2 separate regions of the Homo sapiens genome follow, and region 1 is linked to region 2. Evidence: chromatin contacts called from ENCODE Hi-C or POLR2A ChIA-PET data. All regions are on one chromosome and are shown on one strand. The core of a region is the stretch at or near the end of the contact, and the rest is flanking DNA. Distances in the headings are between cores, read along the strand shown.

Region 1 (6,645 bases), core at 1,654-4,153, 270 kb before region 2:
TATTTGTATTATTAGAGCTAGCACAGTGCCTGACACACAGTAGGAGTTTAATAAATGCTTACAAAGATGATGCAGAAAGCATGCTCTAGAATGAGCCTGAGAATACTAATCCCTTGAGTTATGTATACCTACCATAATATTAAATTTAATTCATTTTGAAAGTAAAGTAATAACTTTGGAGAGGTTTTTAGTTTTTATGGCATCAAATAAAGGAGTTTGACGAGGTTTTCTGTGTTCCATTCATCTACCTGTGTAGATACTAGTGTCAACCATCTAGGTAGTTTCAATTTTTTTTTTTCCCTAGACAGAGTCTTGCTCTGTCTCCCAGGCTGGAGTGTGGCGGTGCGATCTCGGCTCACTGCAACTAGGTAGGTTCTATTTTTGAGAAACCAGTAATAATATAGAGAAGAAGGAGTATTTTCTCAGTCATTTGGAACTGCTATAACAAAGTTCCATAAACTGGATGTCTTATAAACAATGGAAATTTATTTCTCACACTCTGGAGCCTGGAAGTCCCAGATCAGGATGTCAGCATGGTTGGTTGTAGACTGCTGTCTTCTCATTAAATTGTCATCTGTCAGAAAGAAAGTAAGCTTGCTGGCCACTTCTTTTAAGGGCACTAATCCCATTCATGAGGGCTCCACCCTCATGACCTGATCACCTTCTAAAGGCTCCACCTTGTCCAAACACCATCACATTGGGAATTAGGTTTCAACGTACGAATTTTTGGAGGACACAAACATTCAGTCCCTAACATATAGACAATGGCCACCTATATTTGGCCTTGTCATACAACCTGCCATAGAATGCCATTCATGACAGGTGAAATACTGCTTTATTTTGCCTGTTTTCACACTATATATAAGCAGAATCATACCATATGCGTGTTTTTTTTTTTTTTTTTTTTTAAAGACAGAGTCTGGCTCTGTTGCCCAGGCTGGAGTGATCTCAGCTCACTGCAACTTCCATCTCCCAGGTTCAAGCGATTCTCCTGCCTCAGCCTCCCAAGTAGCTGGGATTACAGGCACCTGCCACCAAACCCGTCTAATTTTTGTATTTTTAGTAGAGATCGGGTTTCACCATGTTGGCCAGGCCGGTCTCAAACTCCTGACCTTAGGTGATCCGCCTGCTTCGGCCTCCCAAAGTGCTGGGATTACAGGCATGAGCCACTGTGCCCGGCCATACAATATATATTTATTTGTGACTTTTCTCATTCAATATTATGTTATTGAGGTTTATCTATAATGAAACATGCAGCTATTTTTTACTCATTTATTGTTAGTGTTTTTTAAAACCATTGAATGGTATTCCACTTTTGGATCACACCACACCCTGAAGGATCTGGGGCATATTTAGGAGATGTAACTTTTCAGGTGGATGAGTCAGGGAGGGGGAAGCGTCTAAAGGATTTTTCTGATGATTGTGGTGCTGTTGACTGAGATCAGGAGAGGATTAGTTGTCTGGGGAGGAGGATGAATTTAGGTTAAAGAAGGAGTGGTCAGCTGACTAGGAATAGACCTTAGAATGCTGGCCTGTGTTAAAGACTCAGCTGAGATTAGGGGCCCCAGTGTGGACAGAGCTGGGACTTTCTTTGGAAGAACTGCATTTGAAAGTGTGCGGTGCAGGAGTGGGACTGGGTGCGGGTTGGAGACTTGCAGCACCCTCAGCAGGCAGGTTGATGAAGGAAGCATGGAGGGCCGAGTGTAGGTTTCTTTTTATGGACCAGGCCTGGAATTGTTTGTTGTTCATAACTTTAGTCCACATTACACTGTGAGAGCTCTGCTACATGATCTTACTGAACCACGAAGGCATCACAGCTTCATTCTCAAGTTTAGGGACATTTACGGGGGATTTACACTTCCGTAATGGCCAAGGAAAATATCCCAGCCATGAGAAAGGCTTGCTTTGGAGATCAGAATAGCTGTTTGGTTGGCTTTTTGAGTTTCCTAAAAAGAAGAAAAGATCCCCTAAGACTCTGTCAACAAATATTAATACTTGCTTATCAATTCCTTACACTGGCAGTGTGACTTAAACCTAAGTACTGTCCTCCCAGCTTCAATCCAGAGAAACGTGGGAATGCCCACTCTACCATGTTCAAACTGGAATATACATGCTGAGTCTCATTCCCATTGGGAAATATACAAAGTTACTGTGACAGGACTATATTTTGAGCAATGTTGGTGATTTTTTTTTTGGAGCACAAAGCAAGCAATAAATCTGTCACCCTGAAAAAAATCAGGTTATGACCTAACGGAAGGAGCAAATTGTGACTTTAGGTAAAAAAGAGTGACCTACCAGGGAGGGTAATTTATCATGATAACAAAATTGCTGGTGCTTTCCCGGCCCACCAGGAAGAAGGGCTGCAGTAAGCAAATTCAAGAGATGCAAGTCCGAATATTTTTAACTGATCAATATTTCCAGGGTTCACAAGCAGCCAAAACACTGTCATTGTTCAGAGTGAGTACATTGCTCACCTGATTTGTAAAAGGAAAAAAAAAAACAGAGAGCTTTAATTATTCTCTTTAAAGAAACGTCATCACTCAACAACAGACATTCTTTGTAGGATGAAAATAAACATCTCCTGGGATTTAAGTGAGAATTTTTGATTTTTTTTTTTGTAGGGAAGTAGGAGATTATGTTACTTGGAAATGCTTAAGGAAGTTGATTATTGGGGTTTAATGTGCTTCACCCACTCTTATGTTGGAACTGTTCCTCCTGGAGAGAAAACCAAGCAAATAATATAGGGAATTATTAATAAAATAATTACTTAGGCAAAACTAGGGAGACAGTAGGGCTATCTTCCATTTACCCCTTCAGATCTTTATCCTTCCTACTCCATCCAGCCTGCTCAGTGCCCCCGAGACCACTTCCCAGGACTCCCCTGTCCCCTGGCTTTTGGTTGGGTTCAGTCAATGGGCGGCCCCTGCTGGAGAGCAGAGGGAAGAGGGGTTGGGGCCTTACTCCTCCATCTCCCTCCCTGTAGAGTAGCTGCAGCAGACTTTGTCTCTCTTCTGAAGGTTACAGTTCCTGTAGCGTGATCTTTTCTGCACAGTCTTTTCTCTCTCTGGATTCCAGTAACATTTCCCTTCCCTTGACCCTTTAGTGCTAGAGGTGGTAGATGTGCCACACTGTTACTACCTCAGGATACTGTACCGGCATGCTGCGTTGTCTGCTTAATCCTTGACTGACCCACAACTTGAGTTGCACTTTTTTTTTTTTTCTTTTTGAGATGGTGTCTCGCTTTGTCGTCCAGGGTGGAGTGCAGTGGCGTGATCTCGGCTCACTGCAACCTCTGCCTCCCGGGTTCAAGCGATTCTTCTGCCTCAGCTTTCTGAGTAGCTGGGACTACAGGCGCACGTCACCATGCGCAGATATTTTTTATATTTTTGGTAGAGGCGGGGTTTCACTGTATTGGCCAGGCTGGTCTCAAACTCCTGACCTTGTGATCCACTCACCTTGGCCTCCCAAAGTGCTGGGATTACAGGCGTGAGCCACCGCGCCCGGCTTGAGTAGCACTTTCTATAGACCTCAACATCATCATGGCCTTTCAGGGATTCTGAGTAACTAGGATGCTTCAATGGGCTTTCCTCTCCTTAAACAGTCATGGCAAATGATGGTCAGCCATCACATGAAAAATATAACGTTTATGTTATGTAGCTATACCTCTATTGGCTCCTCAATATTGATAGCCACATGGTACACTCAAGCTTTGGATTATTATAAAACTATAATTTTTATCTGTAGATTTAGCTGACAAGTACAAACGTGATAAACCCTATCCAGTTTTATGTCATCGTTGCTTCCTAATAAAGTTGAAGGCTAGGTAAAGCACTCAGTTTCTGGGCATTAATGCCATTATCTCTCTCAGCCACCATTGCCGTATGGCTCTACTTATTTTCACTTCAACAGCCTACACATTCAGCCTTCCTCCCAACAAACTTGGCAGGCTCATCCTATTTCTCAGAAGAGATTTAATAGCAGTGAGTTCACGTACTACGAAGACTTCATTACTTTTATTAGCTCTCCATGCTCTCTGCTTACTGGTGCACTGAGAGGTATTACTGAATAATCTATAGTTGTCAGTAATATAAATGTGCCCTAGCCTAGTACAGCTTTAATTCTACTTATTTTATTTTCTTATTAGGACATTTTGGAAGGATTTAGATAGATTTCCTTGTGTAGAGGAATTTGCTGCAGAGTAATGTTAGTTGATGTCTAACTTATGAATAAAGCAGGAACACCTAATTTTCATATGCCTGGGCACCTGATGGAATGCATTTATAATGTCAAGTAGCATGCTGATTCCTGTTGTGTTTCAGCTATGGCAAACTTTTAGAAAGAAAAGACATTATTTGCTACTCCTTTTGGTTATATTCTTGACCTTAAACAAGTTACATTCTTCATGCATCTATTTTCTCACCTATAATGTGTGTATATGTTTAATTGTATCCTGAATATCTTTCTACAAGATACTATAACCAAAACTACTGAATAGTATTTTGTAAAATATTTGGTTGCCTATTATCTGTATATTAATTGAATCATACTATTATAATAGACGTGTATAAGTACTAAAAGAACATGGAAGAGGTGACATAGATTGGAAGTAACTGAACGTAGAATGTATTTGATTTATTTGATTAAAACAAATACTGATAAAGCAGAACACCCAACATCAATTGCACATAACCTTTCATTTCTTTTCTTTTTCTTTTTTTTTTAGAGGCAGGGTATCACTTATGTTGCCCAGGCTGGTCTCAAACTCCTGGCCTCAAGTGATCCTCCCACCTTGGACTCCCAAAGTGCTGGGATTACAAGTGTGAGCTGCCTTGCCCAACCCACATAATCTTCCAATAGCCTTAGCCTTTAGTATTACTTGAATAAAGCAGAAAAGAAAGGAAATGAATATTTGTGTCAGGTACTGAACTAAGCACTTTACAAACATTGTATCATTTTGATATTTAAATTTACTTTCAATTTTTATTTCTTAACAAACCCTGATGATGAAGCCTAACATCATTCATTTAGGTATTAAACAAATCTCTCACATATTTTAAACAGAGTAGTGTGTGTGTGTATATATATATATATATATTTGATATATATGTATTTGATATATATATTTGATATATATATACATATACGATATATATATGATATATATAGTAGAGGCATATATATATTTATATATAAGTATAAATATATATATATGTGTGTGTATATATATATATATTTGAGACAGAATCTCACTCTGTTGCCCAGGCTGTAGTACAGTGGCACAGTCATGGCTCACTGCAGCCTCCACTGCCTGGGCTCAAGTGATCCTCCCATCTCAGCCTCCTGAGTTTAAGATAAAACTCATAAGCCACTCTCACATTCTGGCACAGTAGATAATTACCTTCCCTCCTTCACTCCCTAATCTTTTTTTTTTTAGACAAAGTCTCGCTCTGTCACCCAGGCTAGAGTGCAGTGGCATGATCTCGTGCTCACTGCAACCTCCACCTCCCCGGTTCAAGTGATTCCCCTGCCTCAGCCTCTCAAGTAGCTGGGATTATAGGTGGCCACCACTATGCCCGGCTAATTTTGTGTTTTTAGTAGAGATGGGGTTTCACCATGTTGGCCAGGCGGGTGATGAACTCCTGACTTCAGGTGATCCACCCACCTTGTCCTCCCAAAGTGCTGAGATTATAGGCATGAGCCACCATGCCTGGTCATTCACTCCCTAATCCTAACAAGCTCCAGTGTGTTTATCATTAAATTATCTCTCCATGGGGCGTGGTGGCTCATGCCTGTAATCCTAACACTTTGGGAGGCCGTGAGGGGGTAGATCGCTTGAGACCAGGAGTTTGAGACCAGCCTAAGCAACCCAGTGAGACCCCCATCTGTACAAAAAATAAAAATAAAAAAGTGTCTCCTCTTGAATCTATTCACTTGTCAATATCTTCACTAGCACCACACTAGACCAAATTCCTAGTGCTCTTGCCTGCACTGAGACAGAAACTCACTGCAGATGCTTGAGTCAGTCAGAAAGGTTTTACAAAATTCAGATCTGATCATATCAGCCAGCAAATCAAAGTCCTTCAAGTACCTTTCTTCTTTTTTTTTTTTTTGAGTCAGGGTTTGTCTTTGTTACCCAGGCTGGAGTCCAGTGGTGTGATCTCGGCTCACTGCAGCCTCCACCTCTCAGGCTCAAGCCATCCTCCCACCTCAGCCTCCCAAGTAGATGGTGCTACAGGTGCTCACCACCATGCCTCTCTAATTTCTGTATTTTTTGGTAGTGTCAGGGTTTTGCCATGTTGCCCAGGCTGATCTTGAACTCTTGGGCTCAAGCGATACTACTGCCTTGGCCTCCCAAAGTGCTGGAATTACTGGCGTGAGCCACTGCACCTGGCCAGGCTTGTGACTTCTGACCCCTGTTTTCCTCTTCAGCCAGTCTCATATTTGTTTTCAGCGCTTTTGTGATTTTGGCCTTATTTCAGTCCCTCAAATATATCAAACTCCCTCCTACCATTGGGCTTTTGCACATGTAGTTTCCTCTTACTGGAATGCTCTCCTGTATTTAGTCACTTGCTATATTCCAGCCTTTTTTTTTTTTTTTTGAGACGGAGTCTCTCTGTGTCACCCAGGTTGGAGGGCAGCCCAGGC
Region 2 (7,650 bases), core at 3,539-6,038:
CACCAAAGCAGACTATAGAGCACTTTACTTCTGCTGGATAAATGATAAGCTTTCATATTGACCCTGCTAGCCAAAAAATGTAGGGAAAGGGAAATAAACAATGGACATCTAAAAAAATCCAGAAACAAAACAAACAACAGAAAATTCTCCGAGTGGCTCTTTCTCTGAGACTGAGAGCGTGTTTTACTCTGGGAACTCTGCCTAAGTAATCTAGGCACCTTTTGTGAAGCAGGGATCTCCTTTGTTGATGTTTCCCCCAAACTCCAAAACTTTGATTCTATTCAACTTGAGATATTTGTTTATCCTATCACGCCAGTTATTTTCCCCAAACTGCTCATTTTCACATCCTCTAAAGCTATGGTTCTCAAAATATGGTCCCTGAGCCAGTAGCAATAGCACCTGGGAACTTCTTACAAATCCAAATTCTGGAAGGCCAACGCAGACCTCCTGAATCAGAAACTGGATGTTGGGTCCAGTAATCCGGGTTTTCACAACTCTCCTGGTGACTCTGATGCCAGCTAAAGCCTGAGAACCACTGCCGCAGAGCTTTACCTAACAAGCCTTCAGGTCTGTCTACATCTTGTTGGTTTGATAGCAATGGAGTGAAATTCTCTGTGTTTGTGTCCACTATATCTAATTACAACTTATGGACACTCAGGAATCGTTAAATGACAATATGGGAAGGGGAGATGTTCACATTCATTAAATACTGTTCTAAAATTATACCCGCAGTGTAACTGAGAGAGGTATGACTGTGTGACGACACAGAGAGGTAATGCCATTAAAAGAAAGGCTCACTGCTGCTCACAGCTCCCCAGGAAATGAGAGGCAAGGCATGCAACTCAGGACCATGGAGGAGGTTCCAGTGCCAGGAAGCAGAAGTGGGAGCGAGGGGAAAGCTGAGGCTAGAGCCTTTATTGGGGTTTCTGCAGGAAAGGCAAGGCAGGGCAGGGCGAAGAGCTTAAGGTTGGCAGTTTCAATAATTCTAGGGGGCTTTGGGGCATAGAGGTGGTCTTTAGTTGCATAGATCTGTTCCCTAGAGTTATTCAGGGGTGTGGAAATATTGGCTTTATGTGTGAGAGCTAGACAAGGAAATGGTTGAGGCTGTAGACTCGGGATTGGTTGGTGCTCCCTGGAGACCCCTGTTTTGTATAAGAATTGGCTACTCCTGGGAGGTGAAGTCTCTCCCTGGCCAGCAAGCTTTCTGAGATATTAGAACATCATAAAATATAGAAAATAAAAAAAATGCTTAAAACAAGTATGTGCCAGGGATTATACTAGAATATATATATGTATAAAATCCCATTTCATGCTCACAGCAGCCCTATGCAGTTGGTTTTGTCCTACCACAAATAATAAAACTGAAGTTCAGAGAGGTCAAGTAATTTGTCTAAGCTCACACAGCTGCAAGTGGTGGAGCAGAGATTTAAGTAAGACTAGTTTGACTTTAAAAGCTCTTCCAACTTATAAAGCTATATAACAGAGTCTAGCTTTTCTCCTAGGAACTATATGAAACTCAAAGTCTGGCAATGACTGGAGAGAACTGGACTGGAAAGTTTCTCAAGCTTGATAGAGTTGAAGGGACTACAGCTGGGAGAGGGCAGCTATTAGGGGAGCCACAGCTGCCAGTCTGCATTCATATTCTACGTGGGGGAGGGATGGGACATACATACACACATTTCTCACAGCCAAGTTTAAAACAATTTAAATGAAGCAAAGTATTCAATTAGAGATGCTTGAGGAAACCAGGCACGTATCATCTATGTCAGCAGCAAAGGAGAAGAAAATATTTAGCCTTTGCAAGCTGTGACCACTTCAGCACTGTATGATGATGTTGCCTCACGGAAGAGCAAAAGAATACATCCAGTACCTTAGAGAGATTAATTTCCCCAGGAAAAAAAAAGAAAACAAAGGAAGATCCTCTGATTACATTTAAATATTTCCTTGCCAATGCTTGGGGGAATTCTGACATTCCTTCTTGCAAAGGAAAGCTTTTGTGCCTGGGAAAAAGGTGATTAGGGCACTGTGCCTGGGAGGATAGAGGCGAGGGAGGGGTGAAAGGGAGGAAGGGGTGTTTCAATAGCAGCACAGGTGCAACAGTTTGGACTGAGTGATGGCCTTACAAATGACCCTGGCACAGAGCAGAGGAAACCCAAGGAGAAGATTAATTGAATTACAGCTACAGTATGTATGTATGCATTTTATTTCTGTTCTAAAGTCTAAATGGATTGTGGGGCTGGCTAACCAGCTGGGGTAAGGTCAAAATATTGAGGAAATGAGAGGGGATATAGATGAACAATTTTCTTGATAGGGAACAAATCCTTAGCTTGTTTGCTTTTGTCTAGAACATTTTGGAGTCTGAAAAGGCTCAGTTCATAACCTCCTTTATGTAAGTGCAATCTAATTATTTTTCATGCCAGGATATGACCAGTACCTGAGGTTTTGGCTTTAAGACTATGGAAGGTAAATTGGGATAAGGAGTAGAACATTTGCTTTATAACCCAATTTCTCGCTTTCCAGGAGAGCTGATGGTAGAATTTTTTCTTTAGGACACTGAAAATATAATTTAAATTTTAAGAAAAGTTAATATCCACACACCTTTACTACAGAGGTAATGTACGCCCAGTACCTCAAATTCATCTTGCATATAGTAAGCCTTCAACCCAGGAAGACCAACCACCCTGTCCCTTGCTTTAACAACTGTTTAAGAGAAAATATGGCATATTAGAAGGACTGTTACTAAACTGGGTGACTAATGAGTGGTGTGTCATCAGACTATACAGTCTTAAATACCTCATTTTAGCCTCTCTGAGACTTGGCTTAATTGTGTCTAATAGCCCCTCCATCTGTCTTCTGGGAGTCATGCTCGCCCAGCAGTTCCTCTCTCCTTATTCTTGTCAGCCTGTGCATGGTTGCTAACGCTGTGCTGTAGTGAGATCTTGCTGGCCAGCCCCAACAGCATTCCGCCCCTCACCACTCAGCGAGGTTTATATAAACTTGCAAGGTATGTGTTTCATTGTTACTTTGATGACCCATATTCAGGGACCACAGAAAGCTCTGTATCTGCCCTGCTTATTTAACAGCTATTGTGAGGAGCCAATAAAGTAAGTGAAAACCACTTATAAAGTGTAAAGCACCGGACAAATATTCATTAAATCTTTGTACCTTTATTCCTATAGCCCTGAACACTTTGTCTTCCCTTTCAAAAAAACTTAAGTTACCTCTTATATTTTACTTCATTTAGTCTCATCAAATCCCTTTAAAGTAAAGAGCTAATTGCTTGGTTTAATAAACTTCTCCTTTCTAGTAGTCTATTAGCTAGTTTGTCCTTTATAAGTTGTGCAAAGTGACAGCAGGATTGGCTTTGAGGCCTTCCAAGGGTTTTCTACTTAAAGTCTTTCCGAGGGAGCCTAACATCAAAAGTATAAAGGAAGGAGGGAATAGCTTTTCATTTCAAAGGCATCACACTTTGATAAGGTTTTTGAGGAAATAAAAATAAAATTAATGAAAACAGTGGGCTAGAATCTGATCTCTGAGCAATGTATTTCTTAGGTTCATACAGGCTTCCAGAATTCTAAAGTAGTAACTGAATGAAGGGATTCTTTAGAACTGTCTCAGTTCATGCATCTAAGACTCCCTGGAACTATAGCTCTGCAATTTACATGGAAATCATCCTGCAATTTAGGACACATTGCTTGGGAGAATCTACATGTCTGCTCTGTACAGCATTATGTTTTATTTATACTGGTAACCATACTAGTGCTGTATTATGTAAGAATAACCCAGTGATTTTTATTTCCCATTAGAACCTTATGTGCTTTAATTCATCACTATTCTCTACTAGACTTTAAATCCTTTGACAACAGATAGCCTTTGCCTGTTTCACAGCTTCATTTCCAAGGCTCAGCACAGTGCTTGGCATAGAGTTGGCCAATAAATATTTGTTGAGAAGCTGAATTAATGCAAGGTTTTATAAAAAGGATGCATAGAAACTGGATGATACTCTGAGGACAGGTGTTGTATCTGCACATCTTAGAATTCCAAGTTCCACTTTTTTGATCTTCTCAACAAGCATGATATAGATTGTATGCTTATCTGATTCTCAGTTATGAAATCTCATCATCACAATGGTGTCAAAAGTACTGAGAGTATTATATGCTGCTCCTCATGCCTTGGAAACATCCTGTAACTATAGTTCCTTGCCTGACTGTGACTTTATCTGCAGCAGACTTTAAGTAGGGTAGGATCTCACTAAATCTCCAAATTAATATTTCTTCAAAGACGATCTCGTTTTAAGTGGGAGTGCAGGGCTAGGGAGTGGATGATGAGTTGGGATTGGAAATGAGAAATGGGAATAGAAGCAACATAAAGATAACTCTGGAAGAGAAATCCTTGACTTGCACTGGGTGTGAGAAGGGAGAAAAATGATAAACTTTTAGACCACAAAAGCAGGGATCAGGGTTGAGGAGTAATGTAATTGATAACACATATTTACATTTTTCTATCTTTAAGAACAACTAACATGTTACAACTACTCATCATAAAAAGTTTCCATTGTTTTAAGGAAAACAACATGTTGCATCATAGAATCACAAAACAGCAGAGCTGGAAAGAAAATCTGAGACCACTTAATTTGGTTCGTTAATTTTACTGTTGAAGGAACCAAGCCTTTCCTAAAGATCTTTATGAACCTTATTTCTATTTTGCCTCCCATATTTATTTGGAAATTGTGTGGAATGCTTGGGATTATGGTGACTAATGCTTGGGATTAGTCATACAGCAAGGAGTTCAAACATAGTCCACGGTGACAATTAACACTTTGAACTGGATTGAGACAATCTGATAACTGAGTAGACAGTCATTATACTGCCTTCCCAGAAACAGTAAGCACCTTATATGACACTTTTCTAAAAGAATCCTTAAGAACCTCTCCTATAAAACTCACACATTGTTTTACTGAGAAGAATACATCAGGTGTCTGAAAGAATAGAACTAATTTTTGATTTTGGTAGCAACAACCCAAGATGTCTTGTGTTCTTAAGTCAATTTCCCCAAGACTATTTTATTCTCAATATAATCAGCATTTGGGGAGGGGGTATTCTTTGAAATATTCTAAATGTTAAATATATAAGAAATATTCTGCATTGTGCTTCCCTGTTTCCATAAGCTAAATCTTTCAAGAGAACTCTCTGAAATGATACCCTATCATTCTCTCATTTAGATACCATATCAATCTAAACTGATTAGAGTCATCACAACTGCCCCCAACACAGTTGTCCTCAACTAACAATGGCACTTCGGAAAAGCCTGCATTTCATTGATGACTGAAGTCCTCACTAGTGCAAAACAGTAGCTCTTCTAGTCACAAGACTTTATTCCACATTGCATAAAATTCTAGGAGTCTCTGTGGTATGTTCATACTGAATCAGGGGTAGCTTTAATAGAATTTGTGTTTATGACCATCAGGATTAAGAATGTAAATTGATGCTAACTGCATGACTGACACCTAGTGGATATATGCCAGTGGTGCTGTTTATAACCATGCTTCCTTCCTCCCCTCAACCTGCCCTGGCAGGCATGCTATATTATGGCCCTTCAGAATATTATCCATATGGGGAAAAAAAATCACATTGGAAGAAATCATTGTCTTAAATACAGAATTATGTCATTATATATTGCTAAAATAATAGGACCAAAAACCTAGAAATACAGAATATTTACAGAGATTTGAAAGAATATACAGTAGCTTGGAGTTAAAAAAAAATAAAATAAAAATAAAAAAAGACCAGATATCAAAATTTAGTTTGTTTAGTTTGTTGGAAAGGATTGAAATACACTGACATGTAAAAGCTTGTGTAATATACAAATATCCACACAGAATTGAAATGCTTAGTATTATATCTTATCTTTGTTTTTTTGACATTAACTTACGTGCTTGAGAGATACACAGATAAAGGTTTAGTCTACTTATTCTGACATGAACTAGCACTTGTGATTGTAGTAAAAGTGTTAAAACTGCTACTATTCTGAGAATCAAATATTGATAATCAACAATTAGAATAAATTTTACATAATTTGTATGTTTCTTTTACCTACTGGGAAATTTTATTATTACTATTAAAAATAGACAAAAGGGTTGATTGTGTCAATAAGAAATTTTAAGCACAAAATGTTTTTTAAAAAGTGCATGTTTTATTGTAATTAAGGTACTGGAATTCAGATGATTATATAAATATAATGTAGATTATAGTGTCAAAATCTGAATTTTAGGAAAAAGTCTGGGCACTTTTATTCAAGAAGTTATTAGTTGTAGAGAAACAACAGATTGGACACTGTGAAAATACAGCAGTTTGTTTTGCAGATTGCCATTATTGGAGAAAGTAATTTTTAGTTGCCAATAATAAAAGATACTTTGAAATGCAGTCTCATAGATTTTTAAAAACCGTATGTTTTCTTATAGAAGTTTTCTTTAGTAGAAATTACTTTCCAGTCCATTCTTTATCTTAAAGTATGTAAAATTTCGAGCAAAAATACAGCATTGTTTTAAAGGGCATCTTCTCAGTGAGAGCAGTACAGCTGTGTAAATTGCATTGTATGGGACACTCTTGCACAGTATAACAGTGCTGCATAATAAGAAAAAGTCATGCCGCTTATCACTCAGGGCAGATGGCTTGTGCTTCTCTTTTTGAATATCAGGTAGACCTTATTCCAGATCCTTTAGATCAGTCTTTACTTTAGGAATGGTCAGAGTCAAGTTGGCCATGGTGGACATTCTGCCAGTAGGTGTAAATAAATGGCAAAAGTCAACAGAAATTTTATAAGCAATTTCACACTGGCTGGGAAGGAAAAGACTGGAAGTTTGCTAACTGTGTTTTTATATATATTTATGCATTGATACTGAGAAAAGCTTCCTTGTGATGAAGTGATTATTATAAATAAAGCTGATTGTGATTATACTTAAATTACAAGGTCCTACTCCCCATCACCACCTCTGCCCCAGCTCCCCCAAGTAAACCACTGTTCTGGTTTCTTTCGTCATGTATTAATGTTGCCTGTTTCAGAATTCCATATAAATGGAATCTGATGCTCATCTGTGTTACGTGACATGCATTAACCTTTTTATTGCCAAATAATATTCCTTTCTTCCTCAGTAAAAGAGCCACCCACCCACCGCCCCCACAATATCAACATTGTAAAACAAAGCACATGAAGTAGTTTTAGAATTGTCACAACCAGGACAACACACACACACACACACACACACACACACACACACACTCTCACATATTAAACTTACAAAAAAGATTTCAGGTCTGTTTGCAATTGTACACCCCAGAGTTGGGGTTGGGTACAATTGCAAACAGACCTGAAGTCTTTTTTGTATGTATAATGTCAAAGTACTATGAATATTTTGAATGTAAAAGTCAAAATATTGTGTTCAAAACTTCCTTAAATTAGTTTTCTCAAATGTGATTGTTATTCAATTGAAATAGAGTTCAGTTGAATTTAATTGTTTGTTTGAATTTAGTTTTAGCTTTGTCTTTTCAACAGTTGCTTTAAATATATAGAACCTTAACAGTATCATGTATTCAGCACAGGGTTGGATTTTGCTTTATGAGCCAACTTGAAAATATTTTTCTTATTAAATGA

The links. A loop is a pair of places that touch in the nucleus more often than their neighbours do. ChIA-PET counts read pairs that join two places held with the same protein, here RNA polymerase II (POLR2A). Pooled maps may share reads with other maps.
Region 1: a loop to region 2 is called in a map of OCI-LY7, with 4 times the contacts of the local background. The contact joins two enhancer-like sites. A Hi-C loop is called at or near these places in 7 of 168 maps with a recorded cell type or tissue (A673, Caco-2, Calu3 and 4 more) and 7 of 50 pooled maps. POLR2A ChIA-PET finds 5 or more read pairs at or near these places in 2 of 52 experiments (OCI-LY7 and WTC11).

Annotation. Positions count from the first base shown.
Region 1 is chr1:199,951,174-199,957,818 of GRCh38, reverse strand. All of the region lies in intron 2 of LOC105371682 (a long non-coding RNA gene), which reads left to right. Among named protein-coding and RNA genes, the nearest start is that of NR5A2, 73 kb to the left of the region's middle. Within about 2 kb of position 2,903, at least 2 of the 41 ENCODE cell types and tissues checked have a DNase peak (open chromatin) inside an H3K27ac peak, as active enhancers do.
Region 2 is chr1:199,682,714-199,690,363 of GRCh38, reverse strand. No RefSeq gene overlaps it. Among named protein-coding and RNA genes, the nearest start is that of NR5A2, 340 kb to the left of the region's middle. Within about 2 kb of position 4,788, at least 3 of the 41 ENCODE cell types and tissues checked have a DNase peak (open chromatin) inside an H3K27ac peak, as active enhancers do.